Regions from separate parts of the Mus musculus genome. Here region 1 is linked to region 2. The links are chromatin loops, found by intact Hi-C in ENCODE. Cell type or tissue: left cerebral cortex. All regions are shown on one strand.

The links. Peaks named below come from ENCODE experiments on the same cell type or tissue, not always from the same donor. Only the 100,000 strongest peaks of a DNase experiment are listed, where the experiment ranks them.
Region 1: a loop joins it to region 2, with 2.4 times the contacts of the local background. A loop is called at or near these places in 19 of 42 quality-filtered maps.

The regions. Positions count from the first base shown.
Region 1 is chr1:54,376,803-54,384,802 of GRCm38, reverse strand. No RefSeq gene overlaps it. Among named protein-coding and RNA genes, the nearest start is that of Gtf3c3, 58 kb to the left of the region's middle. In left cerebral cortex, CTCF peaks have their summits at 3,111 (motif pointing left) and 3,320 (motif pointing right); DNase peaks (open chromatin) are centred at 2,323, 3,104, 3,306 and 3,877.
Region 2 is chr1:53,905,134-53,913,133 of GRCm38, reverse strand. All of the region lies in intron 13 of Hecw2 (HECT, C2 and WW domain containing E3 ubiquitin protein ligase 2), which reads left to right. Among named protein-coding and RNA genes, the nearest start is that of Mir7681, 60 kb to the right of the region's middle. In left cerebral cortex, a CTCF peak has its summit at 3,853 (motif pointing left); a DNase peak (open chromatin) is centred at 3,835.

The DNA.
Region 1 (8,000 bases), 470 kb before region 2:
GCTGCCCTGGCATAGACCTTTTCAAATTTCTTCTAATGCACTTTTCTCATTTATTCTATTCTATTGAGATTAGTATCTCTGTGGATCTATCTATCTATCTATCTATCTATCTATCTATCTATCTATCTATCTCTTGAATTAACATTCTTTCCTTTGTGTTTAACTTTAAGTTGCCTTTTAATACTTAAAAAACCGCTTAAACATTACCATTGTACTTTAATCTATCCTTAAAAACAATTAAATTACATTCCACTCATCTTTATCTTTTGATTACCTGCTTGTTGAAGGAGAGCAGTCTCTATTGTCTGCCTTCCTCTCCCTTCTGAGCAGCCTGTCTGTTTGCACAGCAGGGGCTCCCAGCTCCTGAGAGTTCATACTCTCTGAGCCAGCCAGAGGCCTTTGCTAAGGGTGGGTGGGTGCTGTGTGCCTTTGTTCTAGTTCCAAGGCTTGTGCAGCTTGGGGAAGACCCATGTGACTCAGCTGAGAAACCAATTCTCCCTCCCTCCTAAACTCAAGTCACACAGTGATTGTTTTCCATTCAGTATCTCCAATTTTTAAAAGCAAGTTCTTGCCCCAGGTTGGTACTCCGTCTTGTATTTTCTTATGTGCATTAAATAACAGTACATTTAGAGTTAAGCTTAATAATTTCATTGTTTTAATACATCAACTTTTAATATTATATATATGATATGCATGTCAGAAGTGCTGGATAGCACCAGGGAAACATGAGGACTGATGATATGAATTCACAGTGACTGTAGCATGCACAAGACTTATGCAAGTTAAAAACCAGACAGAATCCCAGTACTGAGAAGAGGAAGTGGATATAAAGTCCCACCTCTAACTGAGACACTCTGCAGTTAATACCTGCTGGGAAGGGAAAGTCAGTGTTTCCAGTGGGCTATTGTTGGGAATATTAACCATAGTCTAAGGCAGGCCCCATGCCCAGAAGTAATTGGGCAACACAAAATGAACCCCATTTTTCTTATCTTGTATGCACTCGTTCTTTTAGTATATTTTGTCTTTTTTTTTAAAAAAAATTAAAAATTAAAAAGTTTTAGTTTTTGTTTTTAGAGCAAGAAAGAAAAAGGTCATAGAGTTGGTGGAAAGGGAATGGGGAGGATCTGGGAGGAGATGGGGGAGGAGGAGGAATGATAAGAATATAGTGTGAAAAAATTCATTAAAAAACTTAAAAAGATTATGTATGGCTACACATACATGTATATGTAATATGTATAATTTCAGGTAAAAAAAATAGGATCCCTTAAGGCAGAATAAAAAACCGTGGTGTTATTTGCTCCCTATCCTTTTCCTTCTGTATAGCTCTTCCCTCCTCCTTTGCAGTGGGAGCCCCTCCCCACTATTCTACCATATCTTCATTATCATCATACATTTTGGACAGGACTCATAATTTGAGCTGGATCTGACCGGAAGGTGTTGGCTAGTCATGTCACTCAGGCCACTCCCTTTGTAAATTTTGTGTATTTTGTAAACCCACAAGGCAAGAAAGTGGACACCTCCCCTTCCCTGAGAAGGTCTATCAGCCAGGCCCCTCCTCAGGACCTCCCTAATTGTCATAATGGCACTTCCAACTTCTGTAACTGTCACAGAGGTCATCTCCAGCCCCTTAATAGGACCCTCCCCTGATTATGATAATTTTAGGTGAAAAGTCTGAACAGGAAAACTCACCAATCCCTGAGCACTGCCAAACTCGGACTTGAAACCCCACAAATCGTCACTCTGGAAATCTCTGCCCTAGAAAGTCTTGCCCACTAAGAAACCTTATATAAAGGCTATGTCTGCTCAGTTCCTAGCTGTCTACTCCCAGTAGAAGAGGCAACTACCCCTCAATTCATCCCTCCACACCCTGGACCCTCCCAATAAATATCTTATGAGGTTTGTTGCCTGATGTGGCTCTTCATCAGAGGAAGCCAAGAAGCAATGAAGAGAAGTGAAGAAATGGAGTGGGGCTGAGGCTCCTGCGCTCCTGAGCTCAGTTGGGGATCCCCTCTCCTGGGAGCAGCAATGCCTCTGCTGAGGAGGCATCCTCTCAGCTGTGTGGGTCTTGGGCTCCCATTTCTCAGAATGCCCTTCCAATGGGATACACTCTCCCCTCAGAGCTGTGTGGTTCCTCGGCTTCCAAGTCCCAGGACACCTTCACATCCAAGCAGGAAGGCCTGGTACTGGAACCCTAGCCAGCTTCCCAGGGATAGTGAGGTCATGGGCCTTCAAAAAGAATCTACTACTGCCACTTTGCCAGATTAGCATAATTCCTTACTATATTCTAAATCTCATAACTACCATTCCTCATCAAAGAAGCTTCTATGTAGAGTAAATGGAGACCATTCCAGAAAACAAAACTGAACATGTTGCAGAGAGCAGTGCATTGTGGGAAGCCTAGTCACACGAGATGAATGTACATCACAGCTCCTGGATCTATGACTCAGGGAACATCACAGAAGAAAGGGGGCAGAAAGAAAGAGCCAGAGGACCATGAAGTTTGCTGTGAAGCAATCTCTCCTAGAAATGGTTGCATAGACAAGACTGGAACAATGGCAATATCAATAGACCTGTTAACACAGAAGAGGATGTGTGGCATCCCACTCCTGGGAAAGAAATACAGCCAATTAATGACTGCTGGGAGAAGGAGAAGGAGTCTTCCCAGGGATGAGACCCCCTTGTTGGTTGTCCAGTGCAGAGTAGTCAGCCTTGAAACCATATACACACCAACATAATGGACTCAGCAAGTTGTATTTACATGTATTTGTGTGTATACACCATATACACATGCATATATGCATATGCACAACTGTAACAATACAAATACTCATTTGAGAGTGGGGAGGACATATGAGGGGCTCAAGGGAGGGTAGTTGGGAAGACCTAGAGGGAGGCAAGGTGTGGGGAAAGTGGGTTCTGTCTCAATTAAAAACGTGGGGGCAATAGAGGTGACTGGGCTGTTAAGAGCACGGGCTGCTTTTTCAGAGGGCCTGGGTTTGATTCCTAGTACTCATATTGGGTTACAACCTCCTAATCCTCAGGTCCAGGAGATCTGATGCCCTCTTCTGGCCTTTGCAGGCACTGCATGTACATGCTGCAGATACACAAGCAGGCAAAACACCTGTACATAAAAGGAAACCTAAAAAACATTTAAAATACTTTAGAAAAAGAGGGGTCTGAGTGGAGCAAAGTGATTAAGCATACTTTTTAATGACATACTTTCCAAGCCCAGTTTTGTATTGTTTACATAGATACTGGGTATTCGTGAATTTTCTCCATTTCAAGTGTAGGTCTTACTGAACATAAAAAGGAGACAAGGGGAGTAATTGGCCACTAGGGGGAGCATGGGCTCCACAGAACTTTCCAAGTGCACTGGGACACCTGTCCAGTATAGAGATGGAACAGCATTTTTTCATTTATTTTTCAGACTATAATATAATTATATGTCATCATTTATATCCTTCTCTTTCTTGCCTCAAAACCTTGCTCTCTCAAATTCATGGCATCTTTTCAGTACTTGTTACATACATACATACATACATACATGTGTGTATGTATCATGTATATCACTGCCACCCTAACCAAGAAAGAGGACATCATAATTAGTGTCCTTGTAGGTTGCCGATGCTCACATCGTCTGAGCTGTGCCAGTCTTACTAAGCTGCAATTGTGTCTCACAGTGTGAGGGTAGATGTGAGGGAGTCGCCATTACTATGTGGTGTGGTAACAATGCAGATTTTCCCACTGCATGCTGACTTTTACTCAGATGCTAGACCTTTGTACGGCCGTCCGGGTAGCTGGACTGGGCTGAGCTCCTAGGTTCCCCCATAGACAAGGGCAGCACTTCTCAGAAGCTGGTCAGGGACTCGAGTGGCTGCATGATGCACCCCATTATGTAATCACTCACGGATGCTTCTATTTTCCACTTTGTGCAAAGCTCTGGTGTTTGATCCACAGCACTGGCCCTCCCCCAAGGCTATTCCTTTTTATGTTTACTCTGGACACGTCTCGCTTGCTTGTCATGTGCTGTTTAAGTTGTGTGATCATTCCTTAGGAATTTTCCAGGTATTCAGATGTTTTTGCTTTCCCCATTCTTATGTTCAAATGGTTGAAGGACCTCATGATTGCAGGGACATGTTTTGTAATGGAGGCTGTGCTATCCTCCCCTCCATTTTAGCAATAGGTGTTCATATATTTAAAATTATTAAGTAGGCTTATACACTTTTTGTCTGTATACACTTGACCATGCTAAAAAAGAGTATCTCTTAATTCCATTTTATCTTTTTATTATGTCTTTTTACTTTTACTAACTTAGTGTATGTGTGCATGTCGTGAGATACATGCAGAAGTCTAATGAGAACTTGTGGGAGTAGGGTTCTCAGAGCTGGTTCTCTCTAAAGTGGGATCAGGGGATCAAAACCGGATCAGTAGGCTTGGCAGGACTCTGTTACCCATGGAGCCATCTCGGTAACCCTATTTTCTTATTTTTATCATTAGTAAGTGTTAAAGTCCATTTTGTCTTAACATTTTATTAAAGGCTTTCTCAGAAATCTGTAGGGATCATATAAATTTTGTTTTGTTTTGTGGTCCTGGAGATCAAACCTGAATCTTCATTCATGGTAAACAAGCTACATTGTCTATTATTTTAGTGTTTTTGCGTCCTAATATTGACTTGTAGTCCTCTTTGTATATTAATTCCCACTTATTCCTTGGAAGTATGTTCCAAGAATAGTATAATGGACTTCTGATATGGAGACTCTATCCAGCCCTAGATAGCCTTAGAAAGTAAGAAGCTAGAAACCAATGCAACTTATGGCCAATGTGTAAGACAAGAACTAGACAAGAACATTCTGCTAGAATGCCTACACATACACTCAGATATGTCCAGGAAATGTTGAGTGAACAGTCTGTGTTGTAAAGAAATCCAAGCTCTGGGATTCTGAAATGCCAATGGACACTAGCAGAGCCAGTTAGCTCCCTGTCCTTTTCTAGGTCCCAAGTGCAACCTCACAGCATGTTTAGTTTTTATTAATTATTTATCTACATCCCAAATGTTGCCCCCCTCCCTGAGTTCTTCACCCCATCCTCCTCCCCTTTACCTCTGAGAGGGTGTTCCCCTCTTGGGTAGCTCCTCACTTCAGGGCATTAGGTCTCACTGGATTAGAGGCATCTTCTTCCACTGAGGCCAGACAACATAACCCTCTGATACATATTTGCTGGGGGCCTTGGACCACCCAGTGTATGCTCTTTGGTTGGTGGCTCAGTCTCTGGGAGCTCCCAGGGATCCAGGTTAGCTGACAGTGCTGGTCTTCCTATGGGGTTGCCATCCACTTCAGCTCCTTCAGTCTTTCCCCTAACTCTGCCATAGGGGTCTCCGACCTCAGTCCAATGATTGGCTGTAAGTATCTACATTTGTCTCAGTCAGCTGCTGGTAGAGCCTCTAAAGGACAGCCATGCAAGACTCCTGTCTGCAAGCACAACATAGCATTAGTAATGGTATCAGGGATTGGTGCTGCCCCACCCAGCCCCCATGAGATAGATCCCAAGTTGGACCCATCACCGGTCAGCCATTCCTTCAGTCTCTGCTCCATTTTTGTCCCTGCATTTCTTTCAGGCAGGAGCAATTTTGGGTAGAAAATTTTGTAGGTGAGTTGGTGTCCCCATCCCTCCACTGGGAGGTCCTGTCTGACTATTGGAGGTGGTCTTTTCATGTTTCATATCCTGTTGGGCATCTCAGCCAAGGTCACCCACATTGAGTCCTGGGAGCTTCCCCCATCTCAGATCTCTGGGACTTTTTAGAAGTTTCTTCCACCTCACCACCCCTGGCAGCTGTATATTACTATTCATTCTCCTGGTCCTCTGGGCCACCCCTGTTGTTTCCCCCACTCCTTATCCTGCTCCCCACCCCCCATCACAAGGTCCCTCCCTCCCTCTGCTTCCCATGATTATATTGCTCCCCTTTAAATAGGATTTAAGCATCCACACTTGGGTCATCCTTCTAGTTTAACTTAGGGTCTGCAGGGTGTATCATGGGTATCCTGTACATTTTTGCTAATATCCACTTATCAGTGAGTTCATACCATGCATATCCTTTTGGGTCTGGGTTATCTCACTCAGGATGGAACACTCCACCATTGCTGTACTTGTACAGCCATTCCTGAAATCAATCTGGTGGTTCCTCAGAAAATTGGAAGTAGTTTTATATGAAGACTCAGCTATACTACTCCTGGGCATATACTCAAAAGATACTCCACCATATCACAAGGACATGGCTCTACTATGTTCATAGAAGTCTTATTCATAATAGCAGAAAGTGGAAGCAACCCAGATGTCACTCAACCAAAGAATGGATACAGAAAATATTGTTCATTTACACAATGGAAGAGGGCACAGATCACAGCTGCTGGATGTGTCCCAGGGGAACACAGCAGGCAGGGGTTTCACCAGGCCTTTCTGGCTTTTAGAGTCTATGTTGAAAAGTCAGGTTTAATTCTGATAGGTCTGCCTTTATATGTTACTTGGCCTTTTTCCCTGGCAGCTTTTCATATTCTTTCCTTGTCCTGTACACTTAGTGTTTTGGTTATTATGCAGAGAGAGCTATTAAAAACAAGGATGTTATGAATTTTGCAGGTAAATGGCTGGAACAAGAAAATATCATCTTGAACAGGCTTATTGATATTAGTGTTATCCACAATTAATTCTACCCCATGTGGAATAGAAGTTCCTGAAGAACAACAGTTTAGAGCTATTTTTAAAAACAAAGGACAAACTTACTTTTAGTGAGATAAAATTTTGTCTTAAAATACAAATGGCTATTTATAGAATACTAAAAAATTAATCTCAGGGCTGTACAGGCACCAGAAACACCCATGTAAACCCTGCCTGCTGGGTTCTCTTAGGACACACCCAGCAGTGGTGAACTATGCCCTATCTCCAGAGCTCTTTAGTACCACCCAGGCTCTGCCTGTGTTCCTGCAGGGCTGTGGGCACCAGGGCTATCCAGCTCCCCAATTCCCTGCCTGACAGGTCCCCCTGGGGCACACACATCAGCAGTGAGCTATGCCCTAGTCCCTGAGATCCATTTCCTGACCTACAACTCTGCTGGCATTCACAGAGGCCTACTGGCACTAGGGACAACCAGATGGCCAAATGCCAGCAAAAGAATACTATCAACAAAAGCCAAAGCAACATGACACCACTAGAGCCCAGCTATCCTACTACAGCAAGCCCTGGATATTTTAGCATAGTTGAAGCACAGGAAAATGACTTTAAATCCAATCTTGTAAAGGTGATAGATGCCTTTAAAGAGGAAATGAATAAATCCTTTAAAGAAATCCAGGAAAATACAATCAGATGAAGGAAATGAATAAAACTGCTCAAGACCTGAAAATAGAAATAGAATAAAGAAAACACAAACCGAGGCAACCCTGGAGATGGAAAACCTAGGGAAGAGAACAGGAACTACAGATGCAAGCATCATCAACAGAATACAAGAGATGGAAGAGAGAATCTCAGGTGTAGAAGACAGAGGAAAAAAAATCAATGCATCTGTCAAAGAAAGGTGTTAAATCTAAAAAATTCCTGACACAATACATCCAGGAAATCTGGGACACTATGAAAAGATCAAACCTAAGAGTAATAGGAATGGAAGAAGGAGGAGATTCCTAGCTCCAAGGCCTTTATAATATTTTCAACAAAATCATAGGAGAAAATTTCCCTAACCTAAAGAAAGAGATGCCTATAAAAGCACAAGACGCTTACAGAACACTAAACAGATCGGATCGTAAAAGTCCTTTCTACATAATAACCAAAAGACTAAATGTACAGAACAAAGAAAGACTATGAAAAGCTGCCAGGGAAAAAGGCCAAGTAACATATAAAGGCAGACCTATCAGAATTAAACCTGACTTTTCAACATAGACTCTAAAAGCCAGAAAGGTCTGGGAAGATGTCTTGCAGACCCTAAGAGACCACAGATGCCAACCAAGACTACTATACCC
Region 2 (8,000 bases):
CGGCGTGTTCCAACCTTGTTAAGTACCTTGTGTTAAGTACCTTGTATTTTAAACCACCATGCCATATAAACTTAGTGTATGTAACAGACACCCAAAACTCAAACAAACAAAAACAAAAACCTTTGGAGATGACTAGCTTATAAGCAGCAGATATTCATTTTCCAAAGTTTTGGGTGGCATAAAGTCCAGGATCATTTCGGTTGGCCTGGAGTCAGGTGATGTCCTGCTAATATTGTTCATGTATGATGGCACCTTGCTGAGGACTGTCTTCAGTTCTGCTTTTAGGAGGCTCTAATTGTACTTAGAATTATGCTTCATCCACCAATGAGTTACCGTGTCCTGATGAAAGTCATCATTGGTGATTAGGTTTCAGCAGATGTATGAGGAGAGGGACACAAGCCAGCTGGTGTGAGGGAATCATCCCAGGAGTCTCTGAGCTCAGGGAATGGCTTTGCTAAAGATACTAATGGGAGAGAGACCATCTTCATTGTATACAGAGTGACATCAAATAAGGAAACATTGCCTAAAAGGTCAGCTGGGTAGAATCCATTTATCAGGGCTTGAGCTAAGAGGAGCCTGGAGTAGAGAAGGAACCAGCAGGAGAGGAAGTAGCTGCAGAATCTTTGCAAAGATCTGGTGGGTTAGGAACTGCCGATTAGACACTGAAGATGATCCTGAATGGGAACATCCTCACATTAGTAAGTGATAATAACACGGATGTTAGAATGAAGTGGAAAATGTTGAATGTGGCAAAACAAATTAAATATCGTAGAGAGATCAGACTAGACTGAAGGGGAAAGTAGACACTGGCCTGGTCTCAGTGGCTGGAGATGGCTGTGTGGTGGTTTCTGTGTACCTGGATACTGATACTTATGTATTTCCGCCTAACTTTATAAACATGTGCATCTAGCTGGATTAGAGGTTTATGTCCTTTGTTATATCCTGGTTTAAATAGAAACCAAAAGGACTCCATTAGAGAGCAAGCATGAACAGTATGGTATTTGTCCTCAGCCTGTGAGAGGGTGAAGGCTTTTGCACATTTGCCAACTTTTTATTTATTCCTGATTGTATACTAGGCACTGAGCCAAGTTCTAGGAACATATACGCAACAGCACCTGTGGGTCTTGGAATCCCAGCTGTGAGAACACATTCCAGCATTTTGATGATTGTGCACTAGCAAGGGTGGAGACTGTGAGTGTATATCGTGACTGGGAATGCACCGGGAAGGGGCTATGGCTGGGAATGCATTTACAAAGGGTTCTGAAGGCTGGATAGGAGCTTACTCTAGAAACACTGATACCAAGAGCATTCTAGATAAAGGAGCAGGGTCTGTAAAGGCAGATACTCATGACTCTTGTGAAAATCACTGAAGCTGGGTCGCAGTACAGCCTGGTGCTGGTACAGAGAGAGCCTGGGATAAACTAACATTTAGAATTGTCACAAGACACAAAACTATCATGCTATACACAGAAGGACTTTGGGCTTAGATAACTCAAGCTTTCATTTGTTTGTCTGTTCATTCCTTCTCTCCGTGTTTATTAAATCCCTTTGATTTCCCTGGAATGGTCCAGACTTGGGGAGTAGAGTGGTAAATAAGACAGGCCAAGTAAGATGGAGTCAGCAGAACAATAACTAATGGAGAAAATGTTAATAATGTGGAATGACAGAGGTGAGGGCAGGGAACAACCAGTGTGGACTTCAGGGGGCTTGGGTGGCCAACAGGTCACTAACTCCAAGGGAGCTGCGTCTGCACGGTTACAAGATATCAAGGGACAGCAAAGCCTCTTTACTAAGCAGAGTTATGCCTTGGGGACAAGGAGTTTGACTTGCTACACAGCAAGTTTGGAGAACTGAACACAAACTCTGAATATAGTGTTTACATGATCTGGGAATAAATTTAGGCTTTGCAAGAACTTTATTCTAAATGTGTTTCTTCTGCGGGAGCAACGTGGATTTCTCAAAGTTCATTCCAGATGAGGCAGGCAAGTGGAAGGCCCTTTGACTAGGCAAAGAAGCGCCTTGGACCGGTGCATATCAGTAGAGATTTTGTTTGAGTGCTCACTTGGTCTGCCCAGAGCCCTGGGTTCCTACCCAGTTGAACTAAGTATGATGTATTCCTGTAACTAAGCCCAGGGAGAGAGAGAGGCAAGCAAGGAATCACAAGTTCAAGGTCACCTTTGGTTTCCTAGCAAGCAGGGGTCAGCCTGAGTTACATGAGATTCTATGGTATGGGGGAGGAGGCTGTCTGCATTCATGTATATGTATCTGTGCATTTTTTAAAAAGTAAATTTGTCTATATAGAGGAATTATAGTGCATGCTTTACAAGTAACAGTAATGCAATTTTATTGCTTTTTGCCACCCTTATTAATGTACAAGTATATTGGAACAGGAGTGCTTTGTGTTGACAGCAGTAAAACAGGAGAGTTGGACCCCCAGACTCCTGCCACTGAGGCCATTGCCCTTTTAGTTGTGCCAGGAAATACATTTCTTCACTTTGTATCTGTGAGCTGTTTCTGATGCAACAGCTCAATTTGATGTGAGGTTTTGCTAGCCTGTCATCTTTATCAGTTTCTTTGGCTTACAAAACTTTCTCTGTAAAGGGGCAGTGAATAAACATTGTAAGACAAGGCCAGTATGTAGATCTGTGTGCCGGGAGGGCTTTTGCAATACCTTGTTTGTAGTCAGACAGTTGGCCCATAGTCTGGACAGGTCACAGAACAAGGAATCAAGCCCTGGTTTTCATTTGCCACTTCCTGCAGTGTGAATTCTTTCCAACCCACAGTGAGTTCAGACTACTAGTGGCATCACTCAGTAGGCTTCTGACTTCTGTGCCTTGGTTGTCAGCTACAAGCTCCTGTCTCTGCAGTATCATTAACCAGTTGCTGAGCTGTGGTTCAAAGCTGTGGTTTTTAACTGGGCAGGTGTTTGTTTGTTTGTTTTTGTTTTTGTTTTTCAGATAAATGCAGATTGTGGGTTACTTGCAGGCTCTGGTCTAACAGGGCTGCAGTGAGTCCCAGGAGTCTGTGTGGTCCTTCAGGTAATTAAGTAAACATAGCCTTGCATGCCTGGAAGAAGCTGAGGCCTGCAAGCCCTGGACACTGGCATACAGCAGCTCAACTCAGGCTTTCTTGCACACTCTCTTTTCATGAGGTGCTAGCTTTCTCTGTTCCACACTCGGGTGTGATTTTAAAACTCCTTTCTCTGGAGAGCGCATCTCTAGTTAAAATACTCCTCTCTAAAAGCTTAGCTTTTACTTTATCTTTTCCTTCCTTCTACCCAAACTGTGTTCATTACTGGTTAAAAAGATGCATGTCTATAAAATTTAAATTCTGTGGGTTAGGAAGTCTTATTTTCTGACTTGTATTTGGTACACGTTAAAGTTTCTAGAATTTTCGTTAAGGTCTTAGGTATGGATGTATAGGCATAATCTTTTTACAGATACAGTTATTTTGTTTTTCTTATTTGGAGAATAAGCAGCAAATATTATAAAGTAAACTTTCCTGAATTTTTAATTTACTTTTTATTTTCTTAGTTTTCGATTGAATTCTTTGTGGTATACAGCTGTTTCCATAAAGCCTTATCTATGTTATTGGAAATATTCAACACTCAAAATTAAGTGTTGAGATTTGAAACTCTCCTTGTTTATTAAAACAGTTTGGAAAAATAAGTTGTGTTGAAAAGTCAGCATGGAAAGCCTATCTCATAAAGCAGCAATCTGCAAAATCTGTACCGAGAAACAAACATAGACAGACATACGGTTTCCATAGCAATGAAGCAAACTGAGAGGTTTCCATGCTTTGCCTTGTGTTATGGTAACTTTCACGCAGATTCTACTGCCCTCTTCTGGTAGAGATCAAAATTGTCTCCAAATTAACACAGGATTTTGTTACTCCTGCCCAATGTTTTAGAGTTGAGATGCCTGTGTTTGTCTAACTTACATTATACATAAGCACATTTAATTATATGTAGCAGAATGATATTTTCAACATACATGCTAAAATTATTACCCTGATTTTTAATGGTCTTTAGAAATGCATTCCTAGCCAGGCGTGGTGGCGCCCGCCTTTAATCCCAGCACTTGGGAGGCAGAGGCAGGTGGATTTCTGAGTTCGAGGCCAGCCTGGTCTACATAGTGAGTTTCAGGACAGCCAGGACTATACAGAGAAACCTTGTCTCGAAAAACCAAAAAAGAAAAAGAAAAAAGGAAAGAAAGAAAGAAAAAAAGAAAAAAGAAATGCATTCCTTATCTAAATTTCTTAGTTCTTAATAAAGAAAAGTTATTTTAAAGTTTATAAATATCATCTTAAACATACTCTTAGGCATTAAGAGTTACTTCTGTTACCCAGTTTACAGGGGTTTCTACTAATGTAAGTTCTCCTCCGGGTTATTGTGAATCACTTTAAAACCTGGTGAAACAATTTAAAATTATAAGATCTAAAATCAAATTAATTAAGCATAGTATGAATGCAGACTGTAGCACACAGGACTCTTTCCATTTACTAGCTGGCCTATTCTGGAACCAGCATTTCTTGCTTTTGTTATTAGTAAGTTTTGCTTAGTGAGTCATGTACAACATCAGTGACACTTGCTCTTTATAAACATGACAGGCATTTGCTAGCAAGTCACTGAGGTTATCTTCCAAATCTAAATTCAGATCACCAATGCTTGGTGGAAATTTTCTGAGCTGAAGGTGTTGTTTGGGAGTGGTGGAGTTAGTGGCATTTTTGAAACTGGCAGAATTAGGCGAAATCCAGAACTCCAGGAGCTTTGGCCACCACATGGAGCTTCAACATCAACTGATCAAGCGTCAGATTGTTGCCCACAGTTGCACTGTGGTTGAATACTAAGAACTGAGCGGTTCATATTTTGCTGCCAAACAACCAAAGAAGCGTTCCCTTTAACTTAGTTTCAAACTTCCAAAGCCTTACACAGTAGCCAGAGATGACACATTTAAACTCTAAGGGGATTAGTTTTAGCAAAATTCTGCTAATGGAGCCCTTCAGTCAGCCATGGAGTCCTGATTTCTGACTGGGAAGTGGACATCACAGAAGCGTGAGGCTGGGAAAGGTGAGAGGATGGGAAAGGCAATCTTGGAGTACAAAGGAAATGGCTAAAAGGGGTGTTTCTTCCCATGATGAAAAACCAAAACTTTATGTTGGTCAGAAATCATTTAAAGGTGCTGCTCTCCATGTAACGTTTGCCTGCTCAGTTCACTTCAGTGGACTCCACATTTCAGAATCCCAGTGAGATTGTCCATGCAGAGCCATGAGATTGGGTCATGAAATGTGTCTGTGTTCTAGCCTACTGTTCTGGGCGAGAAATCGATCCATTTACCTAACTAGAACCACTAACCCCCAGAGGGGAAATGAGGAGCCCTCTTTTGTCTTAAAGCAGGGCCTTGCCAGAGTCACACACACACACACACACACACACACACACACACACACACCACACCACTAAGGCCCACTCGGTCAGTCGGAACCCACTTGCATAGTGTCTCTTTGCTTCCTCTGCCAGTTTGTTCTAGCATGTTCTTCGCCCTTGTGACTTTTGTTATTCTCCCTCTAATGGACCATCTTCCTGCTTTTGAGTGCTCTGGTCTGTGTGTCCTCAGAGTTTCACACAGGCAAAACTTAGCACATAGTTAATGACAGGTAATGAGACCCCCTCAGTTAATAGAAAGTGGGCAGCCAGCCCACAAGCTTCAAAGGCTGAAAGTAGAAAATAGTTTTACTACTATATTTGTCTGTTCTAACATAGCTAGATTGGGAGAATCCCCCATACAGCCTTTTAATTACATATATCATATATTTCATAATGGCCTTTACCTCTTCAAAGCAATTTCTTAATCTTTATTCTACTGGTTTTGAGTCTTACTGTGTTATGAAAAAATTAGAAGGCTTATTATTAGTCCTTCTCACAGTTGACCAAATTGAGGCAAACGAGATTAAGTGTTTTTGTCGTTGCAGCTATAACAACATAATTTTATGTAAACTGGAATACAAATATCCGTTTAAGCTTTAGCTGTATCTATAACTCTATATACATACATACACATTATACATTGTATATGTGTGTATATATACATATATACACACAACACTGTATGTGCTATATGTTTACATATATGCTTGTTCAAAATACTTTATTTATGAAAATGTAGTGTTTTCTTTAGACCCTGACAGTCATATGAGTGTTTTTTTCATAGACTTGAAAAGGCTGTGAATCTAATGGTTGTTTACTACTTACTAATGAGGAGAAAATACTTCTTACACTTAATTTACTTTGATAGATGTTTTTTCCAAGACCAGTCAAACCTGGCACTGTGTTATGTGTCTCACTGAGTGGAGAGGAGGAAGATAAAAGGATATAATTAATTATAAGACCCAGGTAAGATTCCCACGCTTAAGGAGCTGTCCATCCACAGGGAATTACATCAAGCCCAAGGCTGGCATGGGCTCCTGACCCTAACTGCCTCGTCCTGCTCTCCTGGAGTTCTGCTGCCTCTCCTTAGTAGATGGGAGGACTGTGCTTGGTGCACTAGATTAGGAATCACTGTGCCCTGACTGCTTGGCACACCCACTTAGAACAAGGGCCAGTGAATGGTCTCTTCAACACAATCATCATGCAAGTTTGTTCCCTGAGAGCCTTGTTAGAGAGTACAACTTGAAAACTCTTTGCCATAGCCACACAGACTGGTGTGGTCTCTGGCATTGAAGCTTGCATGTTCGTGTGCAAACATGAGGAGCGCAGAGCCAGTGCAGGAAGTGAGAGCTTGCCAGTGGCAGTGAAAACTTCAAAGCAGGGGTAACCACAGGATAAACTGTTAGCTAGCCCAAGTTTCTCGATGGCAACCCCCAGAGAATTTTGTTAGTCTTCCCTGTTTCCATGATATTGTTCCCCCATGTTCTTGTGTCCCCTGAGTCCTGCCTGCTTTGCAGTACTGAGGCTCTAGACCATATAACTGCTTCTAGCCATCAAAAACAATTCTCATTTAGACTAGAGGGTTGAAATACTTCAAGGTATTTGAGACTCCAGTTTAAGGAACTAAGATTGGAGATTGTTCATTAGAGATAATCACACTCCCTCCCTTTCTCTCTCCCTCCCCCTTTCCTTCATTTTCCCTCCCTCCTCCCTTCCCTCTCTTCCCTCCCTCCTTCCCATTCTTTCTCCTTCTATGTGCTTTGACAGGGAAAATATTTTAAAGGCAAAGCAAAATCTATTTATGACAAGGAGCTACTGAGAACACATGTTGCACACGAAGAAGGAGCTAACACATGCCAGTGACTTAAGCTAACAAAGGGTTACTTCTCTTTCGAGATTGGGTTGTTAGGGTTCTCTGTATCCCAAAACACTCACTAGCCAGGCTTGAGAGTACCCAGTTTCTGTTCTTTCTACACCAAAGGGAAGAAAACTACACAGGGATTCTCAATGGCTCATAAATTCTGTGAGCTGAATGTGACGACACTGAGGGACCCTGGAGAGATAGGTGGCTGTCACATGTATTCATCTTTTGAACTAATAGCTACATAATACTGGACACAGCATAGACAGTAAATGCTTATTACATTGACACAGTTTCCAGGTACTCTGATGTCTTTGGGGGTTACTCTGGACTGTCTTAGACTGGAAGAAATAGCAAAGCCCATGAAGAAAAGCCCAAAGAACCTCCACAGACTCAATCATTCCTAGTACCTCTGAGATGCTGAAGATAAGGGGACCTGGAAGCCCTTTCACTCTGTCCCCGAAGGATAGATTTCCAGGGTGGATCATTCCTAGCCTAGTCAGTTTCCTGGATAGCATCTTCCTGCTGACTCAAGAACATAGATCCCATAGAGGTGTTCCCTGTCTGCTGCCTAGCACATGAATTAGCCCATGAATTTGTTGAATAACCAGTATGTGGAAAGTCTGTGATATAAGCAGTCTTTGCAGACTTTGATAATGAGTTGAAACTGTAGTCTATGACAAGACGGTCTTTTTTTCCTTTTGTTGGTTGTGG